Regions from separate parts of the Homo sapiens genome. Here region 1 is linked to region 2. Evidence: chromatin contacts called from ENCODE Hi-C or POLR2A ChIA-PET data. All regions are on one chromosome and are shown on one strand. Each heading gives the region's core, a stretch centred on a gene start or an enhancer-like site at or near the end of the contact. The rest is flanking DNA. Distances are from core to core; before and after follow the strand shown.

Evidence for each region. Hi-C counts contacts between places; a loop is a spot of excess contacts on that map. ChIA-PET counts read pairs that join two places held with the same protein, here RNA polymerase II (POLR2A). Pooled maps may share reads with other maps.
Region 1: a loop to region 2 is called in a map of ascending aorta, with 2.6 times the contacts of the local background. The contact joins two enhancer-like sites. A Hi-C loop is called at or near these places in 5 of 168 maps with a recorded cell type or tissue (Caco-2, aorta, ascending aorta and 2 more), 1 of 37 single-sample maps with no recorded cell type and 11 of 50 pooled maps. POLR2A ChIA-PET finds 5 or more read pairs at or near these places in 3 of 52 experiments (A549, T-cell and activated CD4-positive, alpha-beta T cell).

The regions. Positions count from the first base shown.
Region 1 is chr5:77,424,509-77,427,828 of GRCh38, forward strand. PDE8B (phosphodiesterase 8B) reads left to right here. Exons shown (of 22, transcript NM_003719.5): 21 at 1,259-1,388; 22 at 1,937-3,320. The coding sequence ends at 2,046. Among named protein-coding and RNA genes, the nearest start is that of WDR41, 66 kb to the right of the region's middle. Within about 2 kb of position 1,957, at least 3 of the 41 ENCODE cell types and tissues checked have a DNase peak (open chromatin) inside an H3K27ac peak, as active enhancers do.
Region 2 is chr5:77,366,602-77,369,933 of GRCh38, forward strand. All of the region lies in intron 10 of PDE8B (phosphodiesterase 8B), which reads left to right. Among named protein-coding and RNA genes, the nearest start is that of WDR41, 120 kb to the right of the region's middle. Within about 2 kb of position 1,295, at least 2 of the 41 ENCODE cell types and tissues checked have a DNase peak (open chromatin) inside an H3K27ac peak, as active enhancers do.

The DNA of each region.
Region 1 (3,320 bases), core at 707-3,206, 59 kb after region 2:
ACACCTCAAAAGCTGCAAGGCTAATACCCAAGTTTGAACAATCATAGTTTGACAGTCATTCTTTCCAGTGAAAATAATGGTCCATGGATAAAAACAGCTGGTTCAGCTCAATTCAAGTGCATAAGTGCTTTCCACAAGACAACCAGCAGATTTTGGTATGCAGTTCAAGTGTACGTGTACTCCCATTTCATCACATTCATCATCCAGAATATTACAGAGACATGTACTTCGAAGGTCAAGATTTAATACAATTAATAACTCTTACTGCTTCAAAGAGGTAATTCTCAAGTGAAACTGGTTCTGTTTTTTTGTTTTTTGTTTTTTGTTTTTAATGTGAGACAAGATCTCACTCTGTAACCCAAACTGGAGTGCAGTGGCAGTCCTGGCTCAATGCAGACTCAAAACTCCAGGCCCCAAGCGAACCTCCTGCCTTGACCTCCCATATCACTGGGATTACAGGCATGAGCCATTGGGCTTGGCCTGAAACTTTTTTTAAGTGCAAACATGTGGCAGCAAATAATATAATGACTATGGCTATTAATACAGTTTGGTGCTAGTTCATTGAGTCATGCTAAGGTGTTAGCAGTTTTACCCACTATTGCTTCTTCTCAGTGTAAATGTCAGTAGTTTTGGTATGAGAATTTGTGTTTGTATGACATTGAACAGAGCTTTGACTTTGCAATGATAAAAGCAGATCCCAGAAAAGGGGCTAAGTACCCTGAGATCAATGTGTCAGGAGATGCTATGGTATCACATAGAAAGAGGCTTGGGGCCAGGCACAGTGGCTCGTGCCTATAATCCCAGCACTTTGGGAGGCCAAGGGAGGCAGATCATCTGAGGTCAGGAGTTCAAGACTGGCTTGGCCAATATGGTGAAACCCCTTCTCTACTAAAAATTAGCTGGACGTGGTGACAGGTGCCTGTATTCCCAGCTACTCAGGAGGCTGAGGCAGAAGAATTGCTTGAACCTGGGAGGCGGAGGTTGCAGTGAACCGAGACTGCACCACTGTACTACAGCTTGGGCAACAGAGTGAGACACTGTCTCAAAAACAAAAAAAGAGGCTTGAGAGTGGGAAGGTCTGAGTGTAGTCAGTGTAGCTCAGCTGACTTACGTAAGTCTGAGGACCTTGCTGAGCCTATTTCTTCATTGAGAAAACTGGATAATGACCCATTTTCACAGGGTTGTTCTGAGAAACAGGATATTACTGTGAAAGTGTCTCGCATGTCCTCCAGCCCTATGTGGTGGTTTTTTCTTACAGACTGATGAAGAGAAGAGACAGGGACTACCTGTGGTGATGCCAGTGTTTGACCGGAATACCTGTAGCATCCCCAAGTCTCAGATCTCTTTCATTGACTACTTCATAACAGACATGTTTGATGCTTGGGATGGTAAGACAGTTACTGTTTTGTCACCCAAAGAAAATTGTTATACTTTACGAATATTATCTTTAGTGACACAGGGTGAGCCTAAAGGTAAACAAAATATATTTTTAAAAATGTGGCTGTCAGCTTTTTGTGGCCAAGTGGGGTGGGGTGCATTCTTTGCATCCCCAGCAGCTGGCACAGAAGCTTGTGTGCAGAAGACTTGATGGATTTTTGATAGCTGGATAAACGAGTCTCTGCCTCTTCAAAGGACACGCTGCCAAAGCTTACTGCAGTGTTTTTCTGTCGTTGGAGGAAAACTCTAGAAAGAATGCAAAATGTATTTAGTTTACTCTGAATCACAGGTTCTTCTGATAATGTCACTGATAAGCAGCTTTTCAAAAAGGACCTGTTTGCATTTCAGAAACTAGTGTTTAATGACTTGTCCTCATGCTTCGCCCAGGGTGTGCCTCCTCTAATTCTGATCCCAAACTTGTCCCAGACACCCCCAGGCTTATAAATGCTCCTGGGGTCTAAGTTCACCGGTTTCTTTTGATTCTTTTCTGTCTTTGCAGCCTTTGCACATCTGCCAGCCCTGATGCAACATTTGGCTGACAACTACAAACACTGGAAGACACTAGATGACCTAAAGTGCAAAAGTTTGAGGCTTCCATCTGACAGCTAAAGCCAAGCCACAGAGGGGGCCTCTTGACCGACAAAGGACACTGTGAATCACAGTAGCGTAAACGAGAGGCCTTCCTTTCTAATGACAATGACAGGTATTGGTGAAGGAGCTAATGTTTAATATTTGACCTTGAATCATTCAAGTCCCCAAATTTCATTCTTAGAAAGTTATGTTCCATGAAGAAAAATATATGTTCTTTTGAATACTTAATGACAGAACAAATACTTGGCAAACTCCTTTGCTCTGCTGTCATCCTGTGTACCCTTGTCAATCCATGGAGCTGGTTCACTGTAACTAGCAGGCCACAGGAAGCAAAGCCTTGGTGCCTGTGAGCTCATCTCCCAGGATGGTGACTAAGTAGCTTAGCTAGTGATCAGCTCATCCTTTACCATAAAAGTCATCATTGCTGTTTAGCTTGACTGTTTTCCTCAAGAACATCGATCTGAAGGATTCATAAGGAGCTTATCTGAACAGATTTATCTAAGAAAAAAAAAAAACGACATAAAATAAGTGAAACAACTAGGACCAAATTACAGATAAACTAGTTAGCTTCACAGCCTCTATGGCTACATGGTTCTTCTGGCCGATGGTATGACACCTAAGTTAGAACACAGCCTTGGCTGGTGGGTGCCCTCTCTAGACTGGTATCAGCAGCCTGTGTAACCCCTTTCCTGTAAAAGGGGTTCATCTTAACAAAGTCATCCATGATGAGGGAAAAAGTGGCATTTCATTTTTGGGGAATCCATGAGCTTCCTTTATTTCTGGCTCACAGAGGCAGCCACGAGGCACTACACCAAGTATTATATAAAAGCCATTAAATTTGAATGCCCTTGGACAAGCTTTTCTTAAAAAAAAAAAAAAAAAGTTTATATACATGTTTAAAATTTTTATTAAAATCCAAATTTTCTGGGTGTAAGCCCATGCAGTATGTTGTGCCATGCACCATCTATACGTAATATTTTGGGAGGGGATAGGGGAAGTTTCAAGGTTCAGATATTTTTAACCAGTCTATATTTGAAATCATGCCATTAGCTTTAACAATGTTAAAATTGTGTGGTGTAAATATATCAGAAAATAGGCATATGGGGAGGCAGTAAATACTATTTTAAGCTATTAATTGTATGCTAAAAGCTTCTAAAGCACAAGTGCATATTTTTATACTGCTCTTTTCACAACTCCCTGTGATCTACATAAAGTCAGACTCGAGATTTTCCTTTCTCTTTTACCAGCTGATCCTTCCTATGTATTATAAATATTAGACTCCGTAAACAAAC
Region 2 (3,332 bases), core at 45-2,544:
TTGGGGAACTCACTGCTGTGGAAATACAGCCTCGTGGGTGTGTGGGGGTCTGCCTGGCCTGCAGCAGCTCCATGAGGCCAGAGCGGGGCCTATGTATGTTCTTTCATCTTCTGATGAATGTTGTCCCTCAGAGGGAATTGTCTGAACAGTGGCCCCAGAGACATGTTCTATATTAGGAATTTAAAGTGACATTAAAAACTGCAACATCTTTAAAACATCCAACCAAAGGTTCTAGGGGCTTCGGGGCTCTAGGCCTTGCTCCTGGATGGCAGCCCCCCGGTGGCCATCAAGGGCGCTTTGGTCCAGATGTCCCCTGGGGCATCTGTGCAGAGAATGTGCAAGGTCAGGCCCAAGTAGGCCCTCCAGAGGCAGAAGCTGATGATGACCAAGGGGGTCCAGGCCCCTTGGGGCCTCTCAACTCATTAGCTTCTATGGGGCCAACAGGGTAAAACTGTTGGGAAAATGGACCTTTCAAAAATTCTTTTTAGACAATGTGGACTGTTATTTGTAAACTTAGAAAGAGGAGGGTATGCTAAAACATTGTTTTCTCAAAACACACACACACACACACACACACACACACACACAAATGTCTTCACATAAAAAGGAAAGGGAAGAGAAACTTCCTCACTGTCTTCAGAATTCAGTTACTCCTTCACAGCTGCTGAAGGTGAGCAGCGTTGTGATGAATTCCTGGGGTACACTCTGGTTCCTCTTGATTCAGTGGTGGAGAGTGTAGAAGCAGATGCTGCAGCCAGTGAGTGTCGTCCCTTGTGGAGTGGCCAGTGCAGAAGTTATCCCTTCCCCTTGTGTTTGAACTAATCTGGGGCTGAAAGCATACTTTCCAGCTAGTCTTCCTGGTGATGACCTTGACCTTTGATCTGGAAATACCAACTGGAAGCCTGGGGAGTTCCTTCTCTTTTTCTCTCTTTTTTTTTTTTTTTTTTTTTGACAGAGTCTCGCTCTGTCACCAGGCTGGAGTGCAGGGGCGCAATCTCGACTCACTGCAACCTCCGACTCCCGGGTTCAAGCGATTCTCCTGCCTCAGCCTCCCAAGTAGCTGGGACTACAGGCACGCACCACCATGCCCTGCTAATTTTTGTATTTTTAGTAGAGATGAGGTTTCACCATGTTGGCCAGGATGGTCTCAATCTCCTGACCTCATGATCTGCCTGCCTTGGCCTCCCAAAGTGCTGAGATTACAGGCGTGAGCCACCACGCCTAGCTGGGAAGTTCTACCGTTTTCTAAGGCTTCCAGCAACACTGAGTCACAGACCTGGGTGAGTCATCTGCACTTGCAGCGTTCTTCACAAAAGCCCCCAACTTGTTCTCAGTGCTGAACTGGCTCCCCTGGCCATCTCTCTGGCATGTGATTGTCAGGGCCAATGAGGCTGGCATGGCCTTTGTGACTAATATGTCCCCATGTGAGAATAAGAGATAAGTTGGAAAACATTTGATTCCCTGGAGAAGTCTTAACCCTTGGCCTCCCATTTTCAGTAGCAGCATTTAGAGAAGAAAGTGTAATTTTGTGTTTGGTCTTTCAAATCCATCTCTCTTATTCCTTTGGAAGCATCTTCACTTTCTCCAGAATCACTGTATTAAAGCCATTCCTCCTCTCCCAATCCATCCTGCACCCCCTTCCAGATTCATCTCCCCAAGATAACACTTGACTCTTTTATTTCTGTCTTAAAAACTTACACTGACTCCCTGTTGTGTATAAGGTCTGTCTTGCTGACTTAAAGTCCCAGCCCTTGATCCTTTACCCTTCCCGTGACTCCTGTGGAGCCTGCACTGTAGAAGGCTCAGCTTCTTACACCCTGTTACTCCTGGCTCCTGATCCCCAGGTATACTGCATATTCAAAGGGCAATCTAGAAGTCTGGTCCCTCTCATGGAATGTTCCCTTCACGATAGCTTACTGTCCTTTCGGAGCCCTGCTGCACTTGCTGGCTGCGTCACACAGCCCAGCACTCAGCCAAGTTTTGTCTCACTACACAGGTCATCCCAGGCAGCATTCAGTATCTTCTCCATCTTGACCTCTTCTTTCCCCAAGGGCCTTACACGGTGCTAGGTAGGTGACTAATACATTCAGACTAAATTAGATTACCTGAAATTATTCATAATTAGGTTACCAGCATCATGTCTTATAAATCAATCACTAGAAAGGCACTTACTTGATGAGCTACACAGAAGGAATAAGACAGCCCCTGTTCTATTCTACTCTTATTAAGTCAAGTGGACAATACTCAGATATATGGAAACAGAAAGAAAAGCAAAGAGGTGTGGTTAGACCCCATCTTAAAGACAAAAGAAAAAGAAGAGGCTGGGCGCAGTGGCTCACGCCTGTAATCCCAGCACTTTGGGAGGCTGAAGCAGGTGGATCACCTGAGGTTAGGAGTTCAAGACCAGCCTGGCCAACATGGTGAAACCCTGTCTCTACTAAAAATACAAAAATTAGCTGGGCGTGGTGGTGCAGGCCTGTAATCCAAGCTATTCCAGAGACTGAGGCAGGAGAATAGCTTGAACCTGGGAGACGGAGGTTGCAGTGAGCCGAGATCATGCCACTGCACTCCAGCCTATGCGACAGAGCGAGTCCACTGTCTCAAAAAAAAAAAAAAAAAAAAAAGAAGAGATAGACATAAGAGATGTTTTGATCAAAACATTAACCAGAATGTTTTTGAAGTGAGGTATTGAAGGGTGAGATGGAAAGAAGAATAAAGAATGGCCCCACCTGAGTAGCAGGGCATTGACTGTTCCATGAATTCCAAGGTGGAAGGAGTATCACAGAGCCCTGAGCGAAGGTTTCTGCTGGACAAGAGAAGCAGGGAGGATGAGGGTGTGCTGGACCGAGGTGACATAAGAGCCAACGTCTGGCTAGATATGCAGAGAGAGGAATCCAAGGAGATCCGAAATGGCATGCTGTATCTGAAAATAATGAAGTGTAATACAATAATATTTTATTGAGTGTTTGTTTTGGGACAGGCCCTAGACTGTCTTAAAGGCATCGTCTCAATTAATCATCTTATCAAGCCCATAAGATAGTATTATCCTTATTCAGCAGATGAAGAAACTGATACTCAGAGAGCAGTTACACAGCTAGAAAATGTGCAAGCTTGGCATCATACCTCGAGACCACTACACAGCCCTTCCCTGTGGTGCCTTTGAACAAATGTTTTCACTGGCACAGGCCACTCACAACATGAAGTACACTCAGCCACTTTTTGTAAGTCATGGGGGAAGCAAACATTGTGAAAAAGACACCCAGAGCTCACCCTCAGTTCACATTCCAGCCAATTTTTTCTCAAGCATTTTATTGTGAAAATTGTCAGGCATA